Regions from separate parts of the Homo sapiens genome. Here all the other regions are linked to region 2. Evidence: chromatin loops called from intact Hi-C (ENCODE). Cell type or tissue: PC-9. All regions are shown on one strand. Region 1 holds the start of TRA-CGC2-1 (tRNA-Ala (anticodon CGC) 2-1). Region 2 holds the start of TRR-TCG5-1 (tRNA-Arg (anticodon TCG) 5-1). Region 3 holds the start of TRT-CGT1-1 (tRNA-Thr (anticodon CGT) 1-1). Region 4 holds the start of TRT-CGT3-1 (tRNA-Thr (anticodon CGT) 3-1). Region 5 holds the start of ZSCAN23 (zinc finger and SCAN domain containing 23).

Evidence for each region. Hi-C counts contacts between places; a loop is a spot of excess contacts. Peaks named below come from ENCODE experiments on the same cell type or tissue, not always from the same donor. Only the 100,000 strongest peaks of a DNase experiment are listed, where the experiment ranks them.
Region 1: it touches region 2 in a loop (4-fold over the local background); 10 of 110 quality-filtered maps call a loop at or near these places.
Region 3: it touches region 2 in a loop (7-fold over the local background); 9 of 110 quality-filtered maps call a loop at or near these places.
Region 4: it touches region 2 in a loop (2.5-fold over the local background); 4 of 110 quality-filtered maps call a loop at or near these places.
Region 5: a loop joins it to region 2, with 11 times the contacts of the local background. A loop is called at or near these places in 4 of 110 quality-filtered maps.

The regions. Positions count from the first base shown.
Region 1 is chr6:28,671,066-28,676,065 of GRCh38, reverse strand. It overlaps TRA-CGC2-1 (tRNA-Ala (anticodon CGC) 2-1), which reads left to right and starts at 2,159; the gene lies at 2,159-2,230. In PC-9, no CTCF peak of the experiment used is centred here; a DNase peak (open chromatin) is centred at 2,105; H3K4me3 peaks cover 2,018 bases.
Region 2 is chr6:28,540,826-28,545,825 of GRCh38, reverse strand. It overlaps TRR-TCG5-1 (tRNA-Arg (anticodon TCG) 5-1), which reads left to right and starts at 2,640; the gene lies at 2,640-2,712. It overlaps LOC107986586 (a long non-coding RNA gene), which reads left to right and starts at 829. Exons shown (of 3, transcript XR_001744073.2): 1 at 829-914; 2 at 1,394-1,483; 3 at 2,626-2,765. RefSeq lists an enhancer at 1,270-1,852. In PC-9, CTCF peaks have their summits at 2,857 and 3,063 (motif pointing right); DNase peaks (open chromatin) are centred at 1,415 and 2,875; H3K4me3 peaks cover 3,332 bases; H3K27ac peaks cover 974 bases.
Region 3 is chr6:28,486,937-28,491,936 of GRCh38, reverse strand. It overlaps TRT-CGT1-1 (tRNA-Thr (anticodon CGT) 1-1), which reads left to right and starts at 2,871; the gene lies at 2,871-2,944. LOC124901294 (a long non-coding RNA gene) reads left to right here and starts at 2,447. Exons shown (of 2, transcript XR_007059537.1): 1 at 2,447-2,573. LOC124901295 (a long non-coding RNA gene) reads right to left here and starts at 2,207. Exons shown (of 2, transcript XR_007059538.1): 1 at 1,984-2,207; 2 at 950-1,565. In PC-9, no CTCF peak of the experiment used is centred here; DNase peaks (open chromatin) are centred at 1,926, 2,416 and 2,856; H3K4me3 peaks cover 2,422 bases; H3K27ac peaks cover 2,166 bases.
Region 4 is chr6:28,646,289-28,651,288 of GRCh38, reverse strand. TRT-CGT3-1 (tRNA-Thr (anticodon CGT) 3-1) reads left to right here and starts at 3,009; the gene lies at 3,009-3,082. It overlaps LINC00533 (long intergenic non-protein coding RNA 533), which reads left to right. Exons shown (of 3, transcript NR_135285.1): 2 at 2,223-2,393; 3 at 2,638-3,003. LOC105374996 (a long non-coding RNA gene) reads right to left here. Exons shown (of 3, transcript XR_926657.3): 2 at 3,817-3,884. In PC-9, no CTCF peak of the experiment used is centred here; a DNase peak (open chromatin) is centred at 2,978; H3K4me3 peaks cover 1,645 bases.
Region 5 is chr6:28,441,393-28,446,392 of GRCh38, reverse strand. It overlaps ZSCAN23 (zinc finger and SCAN domain containing 23), which reads left to right and starts at 2,902. Exons shown (of 4, transcript NM_001012455.2): 1 at 2,902-2,994. RefSeq lists enhancers at 2,720-2,799, 2,970-3,019, 2,593-3,103. In PC-9, no CTCF peak of the experiment used is centred here; a DNase peak (open chromatin) is centred at 2,872; H3K4me3 peaks cover 1,788 bases.

The DNA of each region.
Region 1 (5,000 bases), 130 kb before region 2:
CCATGTCACTGTCCTGAGTCCATGAAGGTTTCATTCCCCTTTTTTTTTTTTTTTTTTTTTTTGCGTCTTTATTTTTTTAGAGCAGTTTTAGGTTCACAGAAAAACTGAGTGGAAGGTACTGAAATTTCCTATATATCCCTGCCCTCACACAGGCAGAGCCTCTTCCACCAACAGCATCCTGCACCAAAGTGGTACATTTGTTATAACTGATAAGCCTATATAGACACACCATTATCACCCAAAGTCCATAGTTCACTGGAGGGTTCTCTCTTGGTGTTGGGTAATTTATGGGTTTTGACAAATGTGTGATGACATATATCCACCACTATAGTATTATACAGAGCATTTTCACTGCCCTAAAAATCCCGTGCTCTGCCTATTCACCTTTACCCCTAACCCCTGGAAACCACTACTGTTTTTACTGTCTCCATAGCTTTACCTTTTCCAGAATATCATATAGTTGGAATCATAGTACATTGGCTTTTCAGATTGGCTTATTTAACTTAGTAATATGCATTTAAGTTTCCTCCATGTTAAGTTTCCTCCATGTTATGTTTCCTCCATGTCTTTTAATGGTGTGACAATTCATTTCTTTTTAGCACTGAATAATGTCCCATTGCCTGAATATACCACAGTTTGTTTATGCATTCACCTACTGAAGACGTCTCCGTTGTTTCCAAGTTTTGGCAATTATAAATAAAGCTGCTATAAACATGCATGTGCAGGGTTTTTGCATAGATATGCTTTCAACTCCTCTGGATAGGTACCAAACAGTGTGACTGCTGGGTCGTATGATAAGAGTATGATTAGTTTTGTGAGAAACTGCCAAATTGTCTTCCAAAGCAGTTGTATCATTTTGCATTCCCACCAGCAATGAATGAGAGTTCCTGTTGCTCCACATCCTCATCAGCGTTTGGTGTTGCCAGGGTTTTGAATTTTTGCCATTCTAAAAAGTGTGTAGTGGTATCATTGTTGTTTTAATTTGCATTTTCCTGATGATATATGATGTGGAAACTTTTTATATGCTTATTTGCCATCTGTACATCTTCTTTGGTGAGTAATCTGTTCAAATGTTTTGCCTACTTTTTAATCAGGTTGTTTGTACTTTTATTGTTATGCATTGAGTTCTTTGTATATTTTGGGTACCAGTCCTTTATCAGACATGTGTTTTGCAAATATTTTCTCTGTCTGTGGCTTGTCTTCTCATTCTCTTTGAGAGTGCGTTTCGCAGATCCGATTTTTAGATTTTTAATGAAGTATAAGTTATCAATTACTTCTTCCATGGATCATGTCTTTGATGTTGTCATTTTCGGTTTGAAGAGTCGCTGTTCTTCACTGTACAACATCTGAAGCAAGAGACAAAAACCTTTGTGCCCGCGGCTGCTGCAGGGGGGTCTGAGGGCAGAGAAGCGCTTTCAAAGGTTGGGGGCGTTGCGGCTGCCGCCGCCGGAGCGCCTGGCCAGGGCCTATCCCGGGTCCCGGGAAAGGCTGTTGCGTGCAGCTTCATTCTTCCGCGCAGCAGCCTTGCGGAGACTCAGAACGAGGTGCGGGGAAAGAGCTGACGGGTGGATCAAGAAAAGAGGGAAACAAGCAAACGCACCTTCTTAAACTAGAATTCTTGGTGAAGCCAGAGTTCCCAGATAAAGCTTCGGTGTCAGGTGAGCTAGATGGTATGTGTGGCCCGAGCCATTGCATGTGGGGAGAAAGGTCAGGCAGGATTTTCACGTTTTCATCTATTTGGACAGTTCCTTCTTCGAGCGGGGTCGAGAGCGAGAGGAGCGACAGCTCCCAAGGTACATTTCATCATTCAACGTACTCAGATGCAGGGAATTTGGGTTGCATTTTCCATGAGCCTTCGGCTAGCAGAAAATCTGTCAAAAGATCTTGAACAATCCCTTAATTCTTTCCGCCTGGGATTCAATTGCGCCAAGAGGACTAATTGTGCTAAAGCTATAAAAGTGTGCTTTGCTCTCAGTAACGACACAAGCTGGATGTTGTTAGTGTGTCCCGGAAGGAGGTTACTCAGGTGTAATCTGGGTTAGGCTTTAGGTGGAATTCATCCTCAGAGTTGGTCACTCCCTGGTCGAGCACGAGGTAATATAAAATGCTTCGCGTTTTTAACATGACAGGAATTCTCCGTTACAACCGACTTGTGCCAGGGGATGTAGCTCAGTGGTAGAGCGCATGCTTCGCATGTATGAGGCCCCGGGTTCGATCCCCGGCATCTCCAAGGCGATCACGTAGATTTTGTTTAATTCAGCCTCTGGAACAGAATATAAGAAAAACAAAGAAAAAACTATTTTAGTCCTTTCTCATTTTTGCCATTATCATTTCCTTTAAATCGATCAATTTCCTGTCTTTATGTTTGTTTCTCTTCTATTTGGTTGACTAGCCACACTCCATATTCCTGTTTCCTGGAAACTTCCAAGGTGTTTTATTATGTGGTGAGTAATACAAAGTCAGAGGGACAATTCAGAAATGTACTGTTCCTATGAATGCATCCAGGAAGAGGGAATAGAGCTGAATATCCAAGAATGTTTTAAGATCTACTAAATGAGGCCCTAATCCATTCCCAGTCTCCAGTGAAAAACTATCAGTAAAAATAAAATGTCTCCGTATCATAGTTTTTTTTTTGCGGGGTGGGGAAAGTGGAATAGGATGGAAAAGAGGAAAGTAGCATGCTTTTTTTAGTTTTAGTATTCAGGTGGGAGTTGCTTTCAACTTAAGGTCCACTCTATCACCTTAAGATAATGTAGATCTTGTCCTACAGTTACTAACCTGGTAACCATTTTCTCACTGCACGTTTTCAAGGTTTTTGTGTGGGAAAGCTGGTCATAGAACATTTGGGACATTTGGGAAAGTAGTAAAGGTTAGAAATAGCCTGTAGAAATGGAAGGCAGAGTTGGTTAGAAACTCACAACAGGTGGAACGCGGTGGCTCACGTCTGTAATCCCAGCTACTCGGGAGGCTGGGGAAGAAGAATCACTTGAACCCGGTAGGCAGAGGTTGAAGTGAGCCAAGATGGCGCCACGGCACTCCATCCTGGGCAAAAAAGAAAATCATAACAGATTTCCTGACAGCACTGAGAACCCAACTGAGGTTGCATTCTGGGCAACTGTAAGTAAATGAATTTTTAGGTTTATGTTATTTCTGCATTGCACTTATGTTCATGCTTTGATTCATTTGAGTGCTTTGGAATATTGATAATGAATTTGTTCTGTTGCTTCAGTTCACATTTAAAGATACACCAAAAATGCCAATGAGTATTTCTCTGCCATTGTTAAGAGGAAATAATTAAACATGATAAAAAAGAGAGGATCACAATAATAGTGAAATATTACAACGAAACATTATAAGAGGAAATAATGAAACATTATAAAAGCAAGGATCACAATAATAAGAAAACATTACAAAAAAATTAGCCAGGCATGGTGGCAGGCACCTGTAGTCCCAGCTAGTTGGGAGGCTGAGGCAGGAGAATCACTTGAACCTGGGAGGTGGAGGATTACAATCAGACTTGAATTTTACAAAGTTAATTCCATAAATAATGTGGAAAATGGATTGGGAATGGTGGTGAAATAAGATGAAAATAAGACTAGTTCAGATATTACTGGAAGAGTCCAGAAGAATTTTGGTGGGGACTTTCACTGAGAAGTAAATGTCAGAACATGAAGACCTGTCCTATGACCATTCCTTAGGAAACAGAGTAAGAGTAGCCAAATGCTGGAACTTTCCCAGGGGCCTGAACTGTAGACTTTTCCCAAGAGATTGATATCCAGCAAGATCTACCTCAAGGATGAAGCTATCTGTCTCAATCTCTTAATTTCTCAATTAACCTCATTTCCCACTCAGTTTTCTACTTCCAATGGGATCTTTTGGACTGTGGGGAATGTTTAATTTACTTGGAAAACATTTGATTTGCTAAACTTACTGTCTCATATTCCTGCTATCCCAGTTACCACTCTGGATATATGTCCCTCTAATTCTCCACCTATACCTTCATCTCCATACCCCTGTGTTCTTCTGTTTCAATAATGTAGACTTGCAATTTGTCTCTCTGCATATTTCAACTCCACTCTTTGTATCTCACATTTCCATGTTAACAACCACAATCCTTAACTACTTATCCAAATGTTCCTGCATTAACTTAAACCTAGATCTCCCTAATGCATTGCTATTTAAATTAGAAACTACACATTCTCCAATCTCAGGATCAGGAAATAGGTTAGTACCTTCTGAGGCCACATTCCAATTTCCAAATCATTGCATTTCATTTTATTTTATTATTTTTTGAGACTGAGTCTCACTCTGTTGCCAGGCTAGAGTGCAACCTCTGGCTCACTGCAACCTCCACCTCCCAGGTTCAAGCAATTCTCCTGCCTCAGCCTCCCAAGTAGCTGGGACTGCAGGTGCCTGCCACCATGCCCAGCTAATTTTTTTGTATTTTTAGTACAGAATGGGGTTTCACCATATTGGCAAGGCTGGTCTCAACCTCCTGACTTTGTGATCCGTCTGCCTCGACCTCCCAAAGTGCTGGGATTACAGGCGTGAGCCACCGTGCCCAGGCTTCTATCTGCATTTTAAAAACCCTATTCTGGGTTGGGCACAGTGGCTCATGCCTAGCACTTTGAAAGGCCGAGGCAGGCAGATCACTTGAGCCCAGGAGTTTCAGACTTGCCTGGGCAACAACATGGCGAAACCCTGTCCCTATAAAAAACATACAAAAATTAGCCAGATGTGGTGGCATGCGCCTATAATCCCAGCTACTTGGAAGGCCCAAAAGGGAAGATGGCCTGAGCCTGAGGAGGTCAAGACTGCAATGAGCTGTGATTACACCACTGCACTCCAGCCTAGGCAACAGAGTGAGACTCTGTCTCAAAACAAAAGCAAAAACAAAAACAAAAAAATCCTATTCTGGCCACGTGCAGTGGTTCATGCCTGTAATCCCAACACTTTGGGAGGCCAAGGCAGGAGGATTGCTTGGAGTCAGGAGTTTAAGA
Region 2 (5,000 bases):
TTCTCTTGCTCTTATTTGTTAGCTTTACTAATTATATTTGTATCCATAAACAATAGATATTTTAGGATGCTTAGTTTGTAGTTTCTATAAATGAAATTATGCCATATTTTTGTGTTTTTTTAATTGAAATATCAAAATATCTCATTTCCTGTGACTTCTAGGTTTTTCTGCATTGCATGTCATTGCTTTCATAAATTGTTACAGCTATCAAGGGAAAATGTGTTAAGACTCTTAATAATATAATAATTTAATTTTAAATTTGTTAATTTTGCACACAAACAATCTGTTAAAGAAAAAACAGAAAGAAAAGATAGTTCTGTTTCTTCCTTTCTAAGAATTATAACTTTTTAACTTTCCTTTTGTCTGGGAAGGAATGGAAGTCGCAATTCCTGGTATACCACTTGTAGTCCCAATCTCAAGTAAAGTGTTTTAAACTTTTTACCTTTAAGAGTTGTTTTTTGTAGATTATTTTTATCTTTTAAAAATTAAGTAAAAGAAATTTCCTTCTATTTCTAGATTGTTAACAGTTGCATTGTGAGCAGACAGTGAAATTTATCCAATGTTTTTCTGCCTCTTTTGAGGTGAACTTATTTTTTTCCTTTAATTTCTTAATGTACTGAATCATAACACTGTTCTTCTCACGTTAAATTGACATCCTGCTTTTGGTATAAATCTGGATTTGTTATGATTTTTAAACATTGGTGGATTCAGCTTTTTTTTATTATTATTATTTCTGATTTTATGTTCGTTAATGAGATTGACCTGTGATTTTTCTTTCTCTCATTGTCTTTTTCTGGTTTGGTATTAGGATGAAGGTGAAAATGAGGTGAAAAGTCTTCCCTCTGTCACTACGTTTGGAAAAGTTTGTATCCAATTGAAATTATTCTCCCTGGATTGTTTTGAAGAACTTTCAGGTGAAAATATCTGGGTTTAGGACTTTCTCTGTAGGACAATTTTTGACTATTCAATTTATGTAACAGTTACTTGCTATTTCCTCTTGAATCGAATTTCATAACTGATAACTTTTGCAGAATTTACTGTTTTAATTTTCAAATTAATTGGGCAAAATTTTTTATACCATTGCACATACTGATCCATCTGCTGGATCATCTATTTGGCTTTTTTTTTTTTAAGAGAGAAGAGAGAGAGAAGTTTCGCTATGTTGCCCAGGATGGTCTCAAACTCCTGGCCTTAGGCAATCCCCCCCCGCCCCCCGCCAATTCCCCCCTCCAACTCCCCCCTCCAACTTCCCCCTCCAACTCTCCCCTCCACTCCCCCACCCCCCTACCGCGTCTTGGCCTCCCAAAGTGTTGGGATTACGGGCGTGAGCCACAACGTGCAGCCTCTTTCTGCACTTTTTTTCTTTTGAAACTAATTCTTTCTTATCTTTTAGGTCTCAAGAGTAAGTTTGGTTCCTAGGTGTTCACTGAACCCCTTCAGGCTGGGTTAAGAACAGATCCCTGCAAGCTGACACTTTGACCAGGTGGGTGAGAGAATCCGGGTGGTGCTTTCGTGGAGGGCAAGAGAAAGAGAGCGCAGCCTCCTCAGGATGCAGTTGCTGAATAGAAGAGCTTTTCAGTAAATATATGTTTCTCCAGCCCTTCTGGAATATGAAAAATCTGTGTAACAGACTTTGAGAGAGCCGGAAGCCAGGATGAAGAGGGAGGTCCCATAAAGACTCAAATCAGGCTCTCAAAGAGTTCCCAGTAATGGGGAATGAGACCACCAAATGCACCCCGTTGCTTTCACCACGCCTCCGGCACTCACAGGAGGGTGTCCACGCAGGCGTCGTTCGTTCCGGGGGCAGGCCTCGCGCGCGCCTTTCCTTCCTGTGTGTTTCCCACCGGCACATCACTAGTGGGAGGTCAGAATGCTGCCAGTCAAGGATGGCTGGGTCAAATGAAGAACTGAAATGAAAACAACCACTACGAAGTGGTTCGAACTGCAACTTTCCGGGCCTAAAGCCTGGCTCCTGCCCCCTCTACCACTCAGCGCCACCACCGAGTGGTTGCACAAGATGATACGCATTTTCTACATTATTCTCTAAGTGCCCGCTATACTCTTGGGCTTTTAACAAACGTCTCACTAGAGACTATTCAGCAGGGCCTAGTTTTGGTTACCAAGCGGAGCCAGGCCTAGGAAGATGCCTCTATTTAATGCTAATTGCAGCTGTTGCAGCTGAATTGGACGCCAAGCTGAGAAGGTCGCCTGAGGGGGTCTTTCTCGTTCACCTGGTGATTTTCATTTATTTCCAGAGGGTCTCAATGCTGAATGCAAACTGATCATGTGTAGTAGTGATTATAGAGAGACATTCAATGCTTTTCTTTTTCCCTTTCTTTACAACTTTTTGTCACCAGCTGAGAGAAGCAACGTGGTGCATGTGCAAAATTTGGTGTAACATTTGGTGTCAAGTTAAGGGTAGGAGTTTGGAGAAAATCCAAATACTCACTTTGCATTACCTTGTTATTGTGTGACACTGGCAAGTTATTTAGCTTTTGTATAATTTACACTATCTTTGAAATTAGGTTAACAACAGAAATCATGTCATATAAGTAGAACCATACAATATATATATAAAATCCAGGTTAATAGCCAATCTTACAACATTTCTCATATTTTTTGCAGTTGCTAAGCCATGGGACCACGTGGCCTAATGGATAAGGCGTCTGACTTCGGATCAGAAGATTGAGGGTTCGAATCCCTTCGTGGTTGATTCTCCCTTTTTCACTCTAAAACAAGACTGCACAACCTCCCACACCACAAAATTATAGCATCCAATTAATTTCCGAAAGTGAACGTGAATTCTCTGCAGTCCTTTCCCGTGGAAATGGGAAGTTGCATCACACACCTCTTTGGAGTTGCGAGTGATTCAGGTGGGGCCAGCACACCACCTTTCAGCTGTTTGTACTTTGGAGGAAACGCTTGGCCAGGCTGGCACACAGGTGCCTGGAGTCCGGGGTGGGATGGAGAAAGCGTGAGCCCTGGTCCGGGAGTATCCTCTTCCCGCCTGTTGAATGGGCTCAGGGAACTCAGTTGAATGCATCTTAAGGAGCTTTATTCACCTGGTCCCGCAGGGGGCGACCATCACGTTTCCACTGGTCCCCAGTAGGCGCTACAAGTTTGACTCGCAGACACACAAAAGAGTGTAACTTGAGAGCCTTGTCTTTTTGAGGTCAGTTTAAATATCGCCCCCTTTCTAAAATTTAGAGGAGCTGAAGAAACACACGCCTTAAAACCTGCTCATGATTCAGGTGGATGTGGTCGTTGACCGGAAGCTTCTTTCTCTACCGGAGCCCGCTCCTGGGTTCTCCCTCACGTCGCGGGGCGAATTAGACTGTCCGCAATATCTGAGGAACCAAGGTGTTAACAGAGACCTGAAAACAGGAGAAGAGGCGAGCCAGGAAAAGATCTTGAAGAAGAGGAAGCAGTTTCTCCAAAAGGCGAAAGAGAGCCTTTGTAATGCCCTTTATAATAAACCAGTGAAAGTCAAAACAATTGTCTGGTCAGGAAGATATAAAAAATAGAACAACAAAAAAAATTAAACCAGTAAACGTTAAAACAAAACAAAAGGGGAAAGAATCTGGCCAAATACATTTGAATACTTTTATGAAATGGAGAAATTATTAGGACGACATGACTATTAAGTACGATTCAAGAAGGAATAGCAATAATGAATAGTTAAACTACGAAATAAATTGAAAAAGTTGTCAAACATCTTCCTACTGAGAAAACCCCATGTCCCATCACTTACCCAGGGTTTACGAGGTCAGGAAACTGAGACCATCCCGGCCAATATGGTGAAACCCTTTCTCTACTAAAAATAGAAAAAATTAGCTAGCTGGACGTGGTGGCGGGCGCCTGTAATCTCAGCTACTGGGGAGGCTGAGGCAGGAGAATCGCTTGAACCCGGGAGGCGGAGGTTGCAGTGAGCCGAGATCGCACCACTACACTTCAGCCTGGCGACAGACTGAGACCCCTTCTCAAAACAAAAACAAACAAACAAGAAATCCAACAAGACACGATCTCCTCCATAGTATAGAAAAAAGAAAAAAGAGGGAAAAGACCCACAACTATACTTGCAGAATGGCTTCATGATATTTTTCCAGACAATGTACTCTAAACAGTTTTATTGAGGCATAATTCCCATGCAATAAACTGCACAAGTTTAAACTATGTGTAAGTTTTACACATATATGCAATCATATATGTATAACATGTGTAATCATGAAACGACCAGTACAATAAAGATAATGAACATAGACATCACCCCCAAAAGCTTCCTCCTGCCCTCTTGTAAGCCCTGTTCCCCTCTTACAACCAGATATGCTTTCCATCATTACATGTTCATAGTTTTCAGAATTTCATGTGAGTGGGATCATACAGTATGGACTCTTAAAAAAATTCTTTCATTCATTATCATTATTTTGAGGTTCAAGCAATTCTCTTGCCTCAGCCTCCTGAATAGCTGGGACTACAGGCACCCACCACCGTGCCCAGATAAGTTTGTATTTTTAGTAGAGACAGGGTTTCACCATGCTGGCCAGGCTCGCTTCGAACTCCTGACCTCGTGATCCACCCGCCTCAGCCTCCCAAAGTGCTGGGATTACAGGCGTGAGCTACTACGGCCAGCACTTTGCCAGAGACTTTTAAATGGTTGATTTGAAAAAAATAATTTTCACCAGTTTCACTTGGAAGCTGGTCTGCAGAGCTCTTTTCACTTCATGTTGAAAGTCAATCTCTGGAGGTACCTCTCATACATTACTCATCCCTGCATATATATTTCCCCTCCCTCATCCTTCCTACTTAATTTCATCATAATTCTAAATTCAGGGTTTATTGGTTATAAAAAATTATTCACAGCTGTGCTATATAGTACTATGATTATATTTCTTATGTGCCTTTTAGTTTTCTGCAAAGTTATTAACTGCCTTTTACTTTTTCTTTATCTTTTATGATCATGTAACCAATTCATTCTCAACTGATTTTCCTTGAATTTAAGC
Region 3 (5,000 bases), 54 kb after region 2:
CACTACCACCAATGCGCGGAGACCGGTAGTGGCCCCGAATGTCTGGCTGCGCTGTTACTTATTGGATACAAGGCAGAAGGGGCAGGGTAAAGAATGTGAGTCATCTCCAATGATAGGTAAGGTCACGTGGGTCACGTGTCCACTGGACAGGGGGCCCTTCCCTGCCTGGCAGCTGAGGCAAAGAGGGAGAGGAGACAGAGAGAAAGACAGCTTACGCCATTATTTCTGCATATCAGGGACTATTAGTACTTTCACTAATTTACTTCTGCTATCTAGAAGGCAGAGCCAGGTGTACAGGATGGAACATGAAGGCGGACTAGGAGTGTGACCACTGAAGCACAGCATCACAGGGAGACGGTTAGGCCTCCGGATAACTGCGGGCGAGCCTGACTAATGTCAGGCCCTCCACAAGAAGTGGAAGAGCAGAGTCTTCTCTAAACTCCCCCGGGGAGAGGGAGACTCCCTTTTCCGGTCTGCTAAGCAGCCGGTGTTTTTTCTTGACACTGAGGCTTCTGCTAGACCACCGTCCGCTCGGCAACGGGCGTCTTCCCAGACGCTGGCGTTACCGCTAGACCAAGGAGCCCTTCTGCTGGCCCTGTCCGGGCATAACAGAAGGCTCGCACTCTTGTCTTCTGGTCACACCTCACTATGTTCCCTCAACTCCTATCTCTGTAAGGCCTGGTTTTTCCTAGGCTATGATTATAGAGCGAGGATTATTATAATATTGGAATAAAAAGTAATTGCTACAAACTAATGATTAATGATTTTCATATATAATCATATCTAAGATCTATATTTGGTATAACTATTCTTGTTTTATATTTTATTATACTGGAACAGCTCGTGTCCTCTGTCTCTTGCCTCGGTGCCTGGGTGGCTTGCCGCCCACAAATAAGTAGAATCTGGCTAGTGTGTGTAAGAATAACAAATTCAACAGAACCAAACAAAATTCACTCCAATAATTCCATTTTATTTTAAGTATCAAAACTCATTATTTAACAAATACCACATAGTGGTTTCATGACTTCTGTGGCTAAACAGGCTAGAACCTCCACACCCCAAGAGATTAGAGCCTTCATCCAGCGCTTTGGACTGCTTAGCCACTTTGCCTCCACGAAAAGCAATTATTTTAGAACGTTGTGTATATTACCTTCTCTATTCCCTTTTAACATACACTCATCAGGAATTTCATGTCCTCCAAACTGGCAAAAGTAGAGTTAAAATTGTGTGCACAGACCGTCTCAAAGATTCCCACCTGCCAAACATCCATCCTGATTATCTACCCTGTTATGAGTCCTCCCAGATATTGAGAAAAGACAGAATTCTTTTCGGGACGTTCATTGCCCCTCTCTCCAGCCAACCAGGACCCAGGAGACCCGAGTTTCGGTCCCAGCGCTGTCTTTTATGTTACCCGGGTGTGAAGCAGGAGGTAGCCTTTACACCTGGGAGAATAAAATCCATTCGCTTCTAGAAAAATCAGTCATCGAGAAAACGCTTGAAAACCCCCATGGACGACCTGGCTCTGGGACTGAAACGGCGCTTAGTTGACGTCTCATTTTTGCCGGCTGCGTTTAGGAGTAGGCAGCAGAGAGTTATTTTTAATGTGCACAACCAGAAAACAGAGGACGTCCCCATCCCCAGCCCCAGCCTCCCATCTACCCACCTAGGATTCGAGTGCCTGCTTTTTAATAAAGTCCTTACTATGAAAGACGTGGAAAGAAACGTCTGTACAGACAGATCTACTTTTTGCTCAATGTGTTCAGGGCCTTAATTCCCAAAGTCCAGGACGGGAATCCTTTTGCGTTATGCGTGTCTTCGCATACTACCGGGCCCAGAGAGGCTGTGTCCTGCCCTCTCCAACCCCACGAAAGCGTTCTGGGCGGGTCCCGGGTCTCCCCTCCCCAGTCCCAACCTCCTTGTCCCTCAACCCTCAGTCGTCTCAGTCCCCGCCTGCCCTGGGTGCCCTGGGCCCCGCAGACGCACCTGAATTCCCCCGGCCCTACGTAGGGCCTGCTCCTGGACGCGGAGCCGAAATCGGTTCAAAGCCTGCGGGCGGGGCTCCTTGCAGGTCCCCGAAAGAATGAGAACCGGGACCCCCCCCCCCACCACCGGGACGTGGAAGGACGGGTTACAGAGGAGAACGCGTTATCTCCTCTGGGAGGCGATTTTCAGAACTTACTGCGGGAAAAAAAAAAAAAAAAGAAAAGAAAAAAGAAAGAACCCCCCCCCCCAAAAAAAAAACAAGCCCAAGAGGAGCAGAAGAAAACAAAGGGTGGGAGAAAACTGGGACAAATTACTTTTTCTTGGTCAGTCTTCAAGTGTCGACCAAACTCCTTGAGGCCAAAGCAGTGGAGTCCTGCTCCCCGCCCCTCCCCCACCTCCGCACCCCTCCTGAGAGGCCCCACGTGACACAGAACTTTACTGGCCTCTTGAAAATGACATCACAAGACCTTAAGAAGAGCTAAACGGGCTGCCACCTGTAGCTGAAGAGTGCCTTAACGCCGAGGCCCACGGCTCCATGCGAGAGATGCCTGTTCCTTCTCTGATAAATTTGGCAGCTTCACGTACCCTAAGTGAGTGACTTTCAAGATTCAAAGGTTTTTTAAAATTATGTATAGATATATTCCTTTTAATCGTCTTCACGTATTGTATAGCTTTCTGTAATGCTCTTTCTTGGATTAATAGAAAAATCCTTTGACACTGTAGACTGCCGAATACGTTTCCCCGTGTATTCGTATGTCTTCAAAAGATACTGAGGAAATGAAGTGTTTCTCGAGTTGACATATTTTTTGAAGACAGCAGATAACTAACTAAACTCATTTTGTCAAAGTAAAATGAGATAGATTCACCTCTAAAGAGTGCTTCCGCGTGGCTCTATGGCTTAGTTGGTTAAAGCGCCTGTCTCGTAAACAGGAGATCCTGGGTTCGACTCCCAGTGGGGCCTGATGTTTTCCAGAGAAAATCAGCTGTTTCTGAAAATTGTTTTCTTGACGAAGAACTGCGTCCTCCCACTAATTGCCAAACATTCTCACCAAACTTAACAGCAGTAGAACACAACTGGATAAATCCCAAGTTGTTTAACTGCATCCTGCTCAGATTCCTTACTTTTAAAAAGTAAATTTTTAGGAGGAAGACAATGCAAATGCAAAAAGTGCGAAAGAATAATGCATGTGACCCACCTCAATCAATTTCGTATGTCTTGCTTTAAACTGTGGTAAAATGTTTTTGAGCACTTACAATGTGTTACAGTTTAAAGCATGTAGATAACTGTTGTAGGCATGCAGATAAATAAAATCTCTCTAGATTCTAAAAATCTCCAGCTCTATAATTGAATTCATAAGATAAGAAATTAATGAACAACAAACCCATTAGTAGCTACAAACAAAAATTAGGACATTTGCAGGGGCATGCTTGCCTTTTTTTTTTTTTTTTTTGAGATGGAATCTCGCTCTGTCACCCAGGCTCCAGTGCAGTAGCGATTCTCATGCCTCAGCCTCCAGAATTGCTGGGATTACAGGTGTGCACCACCACGCCCAGCTAATTTTTGTATTTTCATTAGAGACAGGGTTTCACCATGTTGGCCCGGCTGGTCTCCAATTCCTGCCTCAAGTGATCCGCCTGCCTCAGCCTCCCAAAGTGCTGGGATTACAGGTGTGAGCCACCGCGCTTGGCCTGTTTTTTTACTTTTTAATGAGAAATATTCACAATGTGGCTACTATGTTACTCTAAGTATCATAAGTAGCAACGTAAAACATTGGAAAATTGTCCCTATGTTTGGACCTCACTGCTGTTCATTTTGATTGGGACCTTGTTGAACTAGGTCACATCGGCTGTATTCAAACCTCAGCTGCTACATTTGATGGCTAAGGGACCTTTAGCAAATTGCTCTAGCTCCATGGGCATCACTTTCTTCACATGTGGAATGGAAATAGTAATAAGCCTACCTAATATAGTTGATGGGAGAGCTTGTTGAGTAAGTATACAAAATATTTTAGAAGGATATTTGGCACCTAAACAAGCAATAAAGTTCACTATATTGTTGCTTTTTATAATTTTTCTTATTTATTGAACAATTAGGGACAAGTGTTTAATCCTTTTACTCTGAAACTGCCTTTGCAAACCTATGACAGTAGCATAAATCTGACATGGCTGTGGCTGACTCCATCTTGCTTCTAGCCTCATGGGCTGGCTGTCTTCTCTCATTTCTGGGCATGGACCAAGTTAACTGTGGAGTCCTAATTGGGAAAAGGAGTCAGACTGGCGGGACCAAGGGAAAGCAAGAACAGAAAGCAGATAAGCTATAAGTCTGCCTTTCTTCATGGTCCAGGACACATAGCCCTCTTGTACAAACAACTCACAATCTTCCTGTGCTCAACTATCACCACACACCTGCAAGGCAGTTCATTTCAACTTTGGCATTATCAGTACTGCACAAAGCCCTCTTCAGTTTACAGCATAAACCCTATTCTGTAAAGTCTCCAGCAAGCCTTTGTTTCTTTGCAGTCAGCTTCTCTCATGCTGATTTAGCCATTGCTTTCTTGCAACCTATTTTCATACTTTCTCTAATAAATCTGCCTTTCTAGGGTCTTTGCAGAAGTAATCAAGTTATGATGAGGTCATTCTGGATTAGGGTGGGGCATAATCCAGTGACTGGGATCTTTACTCGAAGAGAGGGAGGTTTGGACACAGAGACACAGACATAGTGGGAAGACGGCCCTGTGAAGATGGAGGCAGAGATTGCAGTTACTGGCCACAAGCCAAGGAGTGAGACTGCCATTGCAAAATTATAACTGAGAAAATTATTACAGTAAAAGAGATCTGACCTAACTGACTCCATCTTGCTTCTAACCTCCAAGCTGTCCTTGTTCATTCCTGGGTGTAAGCTGCAGTAACTTTGGGAGGAACTTAGTTTATAGTTTAACTTTGAAACAGGATGATAACAGCCCTTTCCCAAAGCAAACCCCCTTCCTGCCTAGGGACTAGACTGCTTTTGTAGGACT
Region 4 (5,000 bases), 110 kb before region 2:
GTGTGTATGTTCAAATTTCCATCCCCCTACTTTTTTTTTTGAGATGAAGTCTCGCTCTTGTCCCCAGGCTGGAGTGCAATGGCGTGATCTTGGCTCACTGCAACCTCCGCCTCCCAGGTTCAAGTGATTCTCCTGCCTCAGCATCCCGAGTAGATGGGATTACAGGCCCCTGCCACCACGCCCGGCTAATTTTTGTATTTTTAGTGGAGATGGGGTTTCACCATATTGGCCAGGCTGGTCTTGAACTCCTGACCTCAGGTGATCCACCCACCTCCGCCTCCCAAAGTCCTGGGATTACAGGCGTGAGCCACCACTGCACCCAGACAAATTTCCCGTTTTTATTAGAACACCAGTTATATTGAATCAGGGGTTCACTTTACTCCGTATGACTTCAAGTTAACTAATTACCTCTTTGATTACCTTATTTCCAAATAAGATCACATTCTGAGGTACTGAGGGTAGGATTTAAACATGAATTTTCAGGGGACTAACAGCTACTAACTAGTAGTATAGTAAATCACCCTATTCTCAACAAAGAAAGCATAACTGAGGGTAATATGAAGTCACTGCAGTTGTGACAAATCCCCACGCTCCAGTATTGATATTCATATCCCTCAGTCAGCTGTCTTGGATTCTGATGTTAGTTGAGCACTTTTGCATCAAATTGGCTGGAGATCTCATGTGAATTATTTAGCCTTTCAATTCACTCACATATTTTTTTTTTCTTTTTGAGTGCAACTCTATTTGGAGGAGGATCCCACTGGGCTAGTGATATGGTTTGGCTGTGTCCTCACCCAAATTTCATCTTGAATTATAGCTCCCATAATTCCCACATGTTGCGGGAGGGACCCAGTGGGAGATAATAGAATCATAAGGGCTGTTTCCCCCATACTGTTCTCGTGGTAGTAAGTCTCACGAGGTCCAATAATTTTTTTTTTTTTTTTTTTTTTTGAGACGGAGTCTCACTCTGTCGCCCAGGCTGGAGTGCAGTGGTGTGATCTCGACTCACTGCATCCTCCACCTCTCGGGTTCAAGAAATTCTCCTGCCTTAGCCTCCTGAGTAGCTGGGATTACAGGCGCCCACCACCATGCCCGGCTAATTTTTGTATTTTTAGTAAAGACGGGGTTTCACCATGTTGGACAGGCTGGTCTCCAGCTCCTGACCTCAGGTGATCTGCCTGCCTCAGCCTCCCAAAGTGCTAGGATTATAGGCATGAGCCACTGCGCCCAGCCATATTCTTTATTTTGTTTAAATATCTTGGATTAACTTGAACGTATTCTAGGTGTGTTCAAGTACTAATTGTGACATTAGGGGGGAAAAATCTATTAGGACTTTTTCCAGCAAAAGTCAAAAAGAAATTTTAAAATTAGTTGAACTGGGCAATGTCAGAAATATACCTAAAACAAAGTATTATGCTTTGAACTTGATTACTGGGACCTGCTAGGCACTCAACTATCACATTGTACTTCTTTTATTGTGATACTGTTTCTTGTTTGATTTTTATCATCTGGCTACCTTGTGCCTAGTTGTGTCTACAGAAGTTATTTCAATGCCTGACACATAGTAGGTATTCAATACATCGTTCTTGTTGGAAAAAACTTGAACAATATTTCCCTGGACATGATGCCATCCCAGTTATATTTTAGTAACTGAAGTTAGTACAATCCTGATCATAAACAATTCAGCTGATTCAAATTCAGAAAGGCTATGATTCCTGGTCCTTATGATTTTGGGGGATGTTGCTTCCCAAACTCAGTAAATATACAGTAACTCTTAATACAGTAACTGTTAGTACAGGTCTAATCATAACAGTTTGTTAATCTATATTAAATTAAAACGTGACTATCTTGGTTAACAGGAAAATAAGTTTATATTCACTACAAAAACATTCTGAATGGGATACGAAATGGCAATGCTCCAAATTTTGGCTCAAGAGAGGAATTAAGAAAGACTTTAGGATTCAAGGGCATTATCCGGCCCAGAGCCCCTTACAGCCTTTGCCAGGTTAAATAGGGAATTTTGTAGTCCTCCCTGTTGTCTTTTTAACATGGCGGGGAAGCTGGGTAATGTGCAGAGACGCTTGCTTTATTTGGTGAACTCACTCCCTCACTTTGGCACCAGCCTCAGTACTAAGCAAAGGCAGAAAACTAGGATACAATCGTTAACAGTTTCAGAATGGATCTTAATTTGGGGATTTTTCAATCAATTAATGTTTGTTTAGCTTCTACAAGGTGCGGATCCATAAGGAAGATATTAGGAAACATCTAATTGAAGCTTGAAGAACCAAAATGAGGAAGGCAGAATTAGGAAAGACCCTGTCCGGTGACGCCTCCCCTTCTGGTTTCCATCTGTGCCCCCTCTCAGGAGCCGCGGGAACACAAGCCTCGAGCAGGCAAAGTCTCTTTGGATTTGAAATACAAAACCGTTAAGTGAGCTCCGACCAGGTCGCCTCCCAGCTGTCGCCTGCTTTCTCTAAAGCAGTGATCTGGCAGCTGTTTGGAGAGTCTGAACGCGTTAACAGTTTTTGTTTTTCAGCGCATCCGTGTGCTATCTTCTAATTGGCCAGAAAAGCCATTAATGTGATGAAAATTCTGAATGATCTGTTTTGCTAGAAAAGCTTTTCACTCCACTTTTAGAATCCAACCACTTGATGATTCGAAATCACCGCAATGCCATGGAATGTAAAAACTGCTCTCGCCACGTCTAGAGACCGATGCCTCTTCCTCCGCTGGGAACATGGTTCATCTCCACTCTCCGATTTCACGGTTTTATTTGCCCTCTGGGACGCGCTGACATTGTTCTAAGCACATTTTCTAAGTGATTGTGTGAGTGTGGGTGTGTTTTGTTGGACTTGAAGGGAGTCTAATTTCTAGAAGTTCCTTTCAGGAGTCTGCCTTTACTGCAAAGTTGATGTATTCGAAAACACAGTAACTCTTAATGGCAACAGAATTTGTCACCTAATTAAGTGCAATTCGGTCATAAAAGAAGCCACAGAATCAGCACGGCTGGCTCTGTGGCTTAGTTGGCTAAAGCGCCTGTCTCGTAAACAGGAGATCCTGGGTTCGAATCCCAGCGGGGCCTTAGGGTGTGCGTGTTTTTTTTTCTTTCCCCCTTTAATAAGGGCCGTCTGTTTTTGTAAATTTATCACAATTTTTAGTCTATAATCCTTAATCACAATATCAAGTCCACTGCATAGAGCTTTAATCTCTCCAATCTCTCTTCATTACACCTGCATCCTCAAAGACTATTAGTTTCTGATGATCTCCCAGACAGTTATATTGGAATTTCACCAAACTCAGGGGTTCAAGTTCAATCACGGATAAAAAATCTCTAAAATAAAATTGTAAAACTTTTAATTCAAAACATTAAAAATATATTCTTCTGGTTTCTCAAACTCCATGTTAACCTTGCTTAAAGTCCACATGGATGAAAAATGGTTGCAATTTATGGAACATTTACTAAGTTGCACTTTGTGTATTTTCTCACATGCTTTTAATTCCTAGAATATTCACTGAAGTAAACATTATTATGCCAATTTTACAGATTAAAAATGAAGTATCAGAAGGAAATAAACTTGCCCAAATCTTACAGCTGATAATCAAGCTAATATTTAAATCCAATATTTCTCAGTTACTTAAGTCAAAGTTATTTAAGTCAAAGTCTTAAGTAACAAATAATATTATTTATAAAAACAAACAGTATCCAGTGTGATTTAGAATAATGGTTCTTAAAATTTTATGGCACATGAACTCATTACATTATCTAAAAAAAAATTTTGTCTATAAACACACAGACACACACACACACAGACTTACGGACAAATTTTGCATATTCTTTTGAGATTTTCTCTGACCTCCTTAAGTTCTTGGGTGTCCATGTGCCACTGAAAAAAATCCATGACTTTCATAAATCAATAAACAGTAAATCGCAAATGAATGTTCAGAAAAAATAAGCTGTTTTAGGGACAGGGGTCATATTTTATTTCTTGACATTGATTTTTATAGTACTATCACTCCCTTCCCTTGGTTGATTTAAAGTGGGTTATTAGAAGCAGATTTCCCAACAGGAGTGTTATGACTCTGAGCCAGCATGCCAGTTTCAAAAAGTTATATTTCTGGATGTGAGATCACTGAAGTGAATTCTGAAAAGAATTCTATGTGGTCCATAAACACCTCTTAAAGCTAACTTCAAGCAGTGGAAGATATGCCTTCATCTGTTTTATGTGATAATTACGGAACTCTAGTCATCCCCTCATTCATTCCCAAAATTATTAATTCTATGCCTACTCACACCAAGGTGTGGAAAGGTAAACTGAACAGGCCTGGTCTCTATCCCAAAGGAGATAAGAGCTTAGTTGGGGGTGGGTGAATGGATAGAAGTTATTTATATAATGACAAACATAACATTGTGGCTATGATAAGTGCTGCAAAAAAAGAATGACTGTGATTTAGAACACACCGATGGGATTTGGTTTCATCAGGGAGATAAGAAGAGAGTCTTCAGTTGCAAAGAAAGAGGACAGCATAGGAAAGGGAGACAGAGCATAGGAAAACCCAGGCAGAGGAAGTTGGACAAAGTGCATTGGACTGGAAAAAAGCTGGTATGAGTACAGTGGGAAGGCCATGGGCAAGCAGCCTGAGAGATGGGATGCAGAAGGATAGGACGAAACTGTGTCAGAATTTTAGAGGCCATGCCAAGGAGTTTTAATTTTATATTAAGAGCAACCAAAATCCATGTGTAATTGAACATAAACACATTTCAAAAATTATGAGTGAAGAAAAAAATATAAGGTTTCAGATGTATTCTCCTATTTATTGTGTTCTTTTCAGAAAATAAATTTAAAATTAACTAGAAAAGCAGATAACCAGTAACATAATCAGAAGTGGAGAAAGTATAAATGTAAGAAATACTTAAAAGGAATTGGCATCAAGTTTTAGGGGGAAAACCCCCCAATTGAGAAAAAGCCTATATCTGCAACCTCAGGGGAGTTATTGCTCAC
Region 5 (5,000 bases), 99 kb after region 2:
CTTTGCTGTTGAGAGTACAAAATAACACAACCTCTACAAAAGTCTCTCTCTTATTGTTCATTGCAGCATTATTTGTTAAAGCAAAATATTGGAAGTAATCCAAATACCCACCCCCAAGAAACTGGTTAAAAAAATTATGGTACATCCACAGAATGAGTTATTATGCAGGTGTGAAAAAAGAGGACTACTTCAAAAACAGGACATTTCTAGGCTTTTCTGTTAGATGATAAAGCAAGGCATGAAAGAATGTATATAACATAACTTATGGGGTACAGAAGATAAATACTCATTTTTGCAAGAAAAAAGAGAAAAAGTAGGGAAGGGAGGAGGGAATGAAGAAGGAAGGAAGGAGAGGATAAATAAATAATGAAAATTGGGTATGAGTATATGTGGTAAAGGGACTGGGGATGGAAGCAGAACTCCTCTAAACATACCTTTTTATATAGTGTGGATTTTGAACTAAGTAAATGTTTTGAATTGTCAAAAAAATTAAAAAGGGATGAAAGCAAACCCTGAAATGGAATATAAACAGAAACAAATGCTCCTAACCATATATCGTTTAAAATATAACCACAGAGAAAATAATTAATTCAAATAAGGTATTTATACAGCTATACTCCCTTAATGGGATATAATTCAAAAACAAAACAAGCAAAGAAATTTTGAATTCTACATAGTAGATATGTTATTGCTAGTGATGTATTGGTATTATAATCTTGAAACTATTTTGTTTATAAGAAACTATTTTGTTTGAGTGAATTTATTTATGCTGTTGGGAGCCAGAGTTTTCACTGTGGGTGAAAAGAAAAAAAACAAATGTGCAACGGTGAAAAATGTAAAAGAATTCTGTGGAGTTGTTTTTGAACAGAAAGTATCTTATAAAATCCTCCATATATATATTATATATGTATATGGAGGATTTTATATCTGTATATAATATATATTATGTACATAATATATAGTATATAATATATTATATATGTTATATATAATACACATATATATAATATAAAATCCTCCGTATATAATATATAATATATAGGATAATATGTAATATGTATTATATATAATATATAATATATGATATATAGGATAATATATAATACGTATTATATATAATATATTATATATATAACATATTCATATATTCTAGCTCTTGTACACTGAAGGAGCCTAGAGGCAATAATATGTCCTAGTAGTGAGAGGTGAAGCTGGCTGGGCTTCCGGTTAGGGTGGGGACATGGAGAACTTTTCTGTCTAGCTAAAGGATTGTAAACACACCAATCAGCACTGTGTCTAGCTGAAGATTTGTAAATGCACCAATCAGCACTCTGTGTCTAGCTGAAGATTTGTAAATGCACCAATCAGCACTCTGTAAAAATGCACCAATCAGCACTCTGTGTCTAGCTAAAGGTTTGTAAACACACCAAGCGGCACTCTGTAAAGATGGACCAATCAGCACTCTGTAAAATGGGCCAATCAGCAGGATGTGGGCGGGGCTGAATAAGGGAATAAAAGCTGGCTACCACCCCCGCCCCAGTCAGCAGTGACAACCTGCTAGCATTGATTTTTGTGCTGTGGGATCTTTGTTCTTTCCCTTTTCACAATAAAACCTTACCACTTTTCAGTTTTTGGGTCTGCACTACTTTTAAGCATTGTAATGCTCACTACGATGGTCTGCAGCTTCAGTCCTTAAGTCAGCGAGACCACGAACCCACCAGAAGGAAGAAGCAACTGCAGGCACGCCACCCTTAGGAGTTGTAACACTCACTGCAAAGGTTTACGACCTCACTCCTGAAGTCAAGTGAGACCACGAACCCACCGGAAGGAAGAAACTCTGGACGCATCTGAACAGCAGAAGGAACAAAGTCCAGACACACCATCTTTAAGAACTGTAATGCTCACCGTGAGTATCCGCGGCTTCATTCTTGAAGTCAGAGCAGGAACCCACTGGAAGGAGCCAATTCTGGACACAGTAGACTGGCAGGAACCAATGCCAGACACAGTAGCAATGAGGTTATTCATTGCCCGAAATCCAGATCTTGGTTTCTATATACCATTTTTCACTGATGTACTGTAGCTTCATGAAGCAATGGTGATTCTAGGTTTAGGGTAGGAATAGTATAAAATGGGACTGAAATATCTTTTGTGAGAAAGTGAAGTGCACAAAAACTGTTGGGAACTTATCAAAGGACATAGAAACCTGTTTGTGGCCGGGTGCGGTGGCTCACTTCTGTAATCCCAGCCCTTTCGGAGGCCGAGGGAGCGGATCACTTGAGGGACAGGAGTTCAAGACCAGCCTCACTAAGGCATAGTGGTGTGTTCTTGTAATCCCAGATACTCAGGAGGCCGAGACAGGAGGATCACTTGAACCCGGAATGCGGAGGTTGCAGTGAGCTGAGATCGCATCCACTGCACTCCAGCCTGGAGACTTTGTCAAAAAAAGAAAAGAGAGGGAGCAGTGTGAAAGGGCTCCAACTGACCAAATTTTAAATAATTTGAGCATCAACATAATAATAACAGTAATTATTTGTAAAGGAATCCATGAGTTCATCGTGATAAAATGAGACGGCAGGGAAAAGAAAGGGTATTCTTTGCAGGAAATGGCAACTAATAAATGTAGAAATGTGCTTCAGTTTCCTCACCTGTTAAATGGAGATAATTGTACCTAACTCACAGGGTTGTTATGCGGGGTAATGAATTAATACGTGTTAAAACACTATGTTGGCCGTTATTATATTGCCGCGTGGAAGACAATGTGTCACCTAGTATCTCACTTAAGACTACAGACGGGATTCAGAGTGACGACCACAGAGGTGTGGAAACCTCCGGCCTTCCTAGAAGGAACACAGCCGGAACCGCTGTTTCGCGGAGAGCGGGCCGCGGTGACGCATTTCCGGCCTTTGTAGTTTATCATTCTTTGGGCTGCGGTTGTCAAGGATTCAGAGCAGATGTGATCTGCGCTAGGTGGCATCTCCTCTCACGGATGCCTCGGTGAGCTTCGGAGTCGGGCTACCGCTGAGGGGCTTCGGAAGGGCCAGTCTGTGCACTGCGACCTGGACTGGGTGTGGGGATTTGGCGGCAGGGTCTTCTTGGCCAGAGATGGGCCGGGCAGGTGAAGGGCAGAGGAGGTTGCTCCGCAGCCTGGAAGGGCTTTGTTAACCAAAAGTCAGCGTCGTTGCCCCTACCCCTTTCCCCCACCCTATGTCTGTTCCTGAGCTCTTCAACCTCTCTGCCCTGTACTGATGGCACTCTGAACTCTCCGTATCTGCATCTTAGGATTCAAATAGATTCGGATATGAAGAAATGTTTGTATTTTCCGATGTCTTATTCTCTACTGTGGACTTATTTTAAAGAATGAGCAGGGATAGTTTTAAACTATGCCACAGCCTTTCTTAGTCTAACTCACATAGTATAAAGGCTCTTGCTGCTATCGAATTTTTTAAAAGAATAAATAGCATCTACTATGTGCCAGCCCAGCACTGTTCTAAGCACTTTACAAATATTATCTGCTTCTCATAACTCTATGAGATAGACACTATTATTATGTAGACTACACCCCACCTCTCTGTCCCGCCCCTTTTTAAAATTAACATACAAGAAGAAAATGAAGTTAGTAACTTGCCCAAGGTCGTAGAGCGAGTAAGGGGTGTAGGCAGGATTCAAATACAGGCAATTTGGCTCCAGACTCCATTTTCTTAAAACCTTTGCTATGCTAACTCCACTCTGTTCCTATATTAGCTTTACAGCTATAACCCGGGAAGTTACTTCGCTCATTTGAATCCCGTCCTTCTTTTGTACCTCAGTAGTCCTGGGCTTCTAGTTAGGATTTGATTGGAGAGAATATATCTGAAGACGTATATCTTTCAGTGTTTCTGCAAACCTGATGAAACAGCCGTTTTATTGGTTTGTGTGCATGTTTTCACCCACTCATCTTGTTCTTTGAGCAATAGAAAAAGATTACAGTCTTGGCCCTAAGGGAAAGTAGCAACTATTAATTAAACTACCATTGTACCAAAATTGTACATTATCTTATTAAAAGATTAATTTGCATGTTTATATGCCAGGTTTTGTGCAAAAACACTTTGTATGCATTATCTCATTTAATATTCTCAACAAGTTGGCAAGGCAGTTGTTGACCTCATTTCATATATGAGCTTGAGGCTTAGAAAAATCAACTAACTTGCCCAAGATCACTGCGTTAAAATTCACAGATGGCCTGGCACTATGGTTCATGCCTGTAATCCCAGCACTTTGGGAGGCCGAGGTGGGCAGATCACGTGAGGTCGGGAGTTCGAGACCAGCCTGACCCATATGGTGAAACTCCATCCTACTAAAAATGCAAAAATGAGCCAGGAGTGGTGGTGGGTCCCTGTAATCCCAGCTACTCCGGAAGCTGAGGCAGGAGGATTGCTTGAACCTGGGAGGCAGAGGTTGCAAGTGAGCCGAGATCGCACCACTGCACTCCCGCCTGGGCAACAAAAGCAAGACTCTGTCTCAAAAAAAAAAAAAAAAAAATTAACAACCAGATCTGCCTGTGTTCTCTGCTATCTCATACTACCTTCTGCTTGTCTAAGGTAAATAAAATATATGGGCTTATATCAACTCTATGTGTGCACATGTGTATACATGTGTATATACGATTGCAAATGCATAGAAAAGGACACATTCCAGTATTTAAGACTGTTTATTTCAGGGTAATAGAACTTGGTGAAAGAATTCTATATTCCTCTCTACTTTTTGGATTTAAAAAAGGTTCTGAAGAGAAGTAATGGTACAAGATAAATTGTGACTGAGGGTGAAAGGTGGGACTCATACAGTACATGACATATGAGTGGGCAGTTGGAAGAGGGTGAGCTGAAATGGGTAAAGAAGACTTCAGAGAGGATGTGAGATTTGAATCAAGCTGCAGAGATTGGGTAAGGTTCGAATAAGGGAAGAAGGCAAGACCAAGCTCATGGCGCAGGGATGAGAAACGCCTGATTAGAATAATGAGAAGA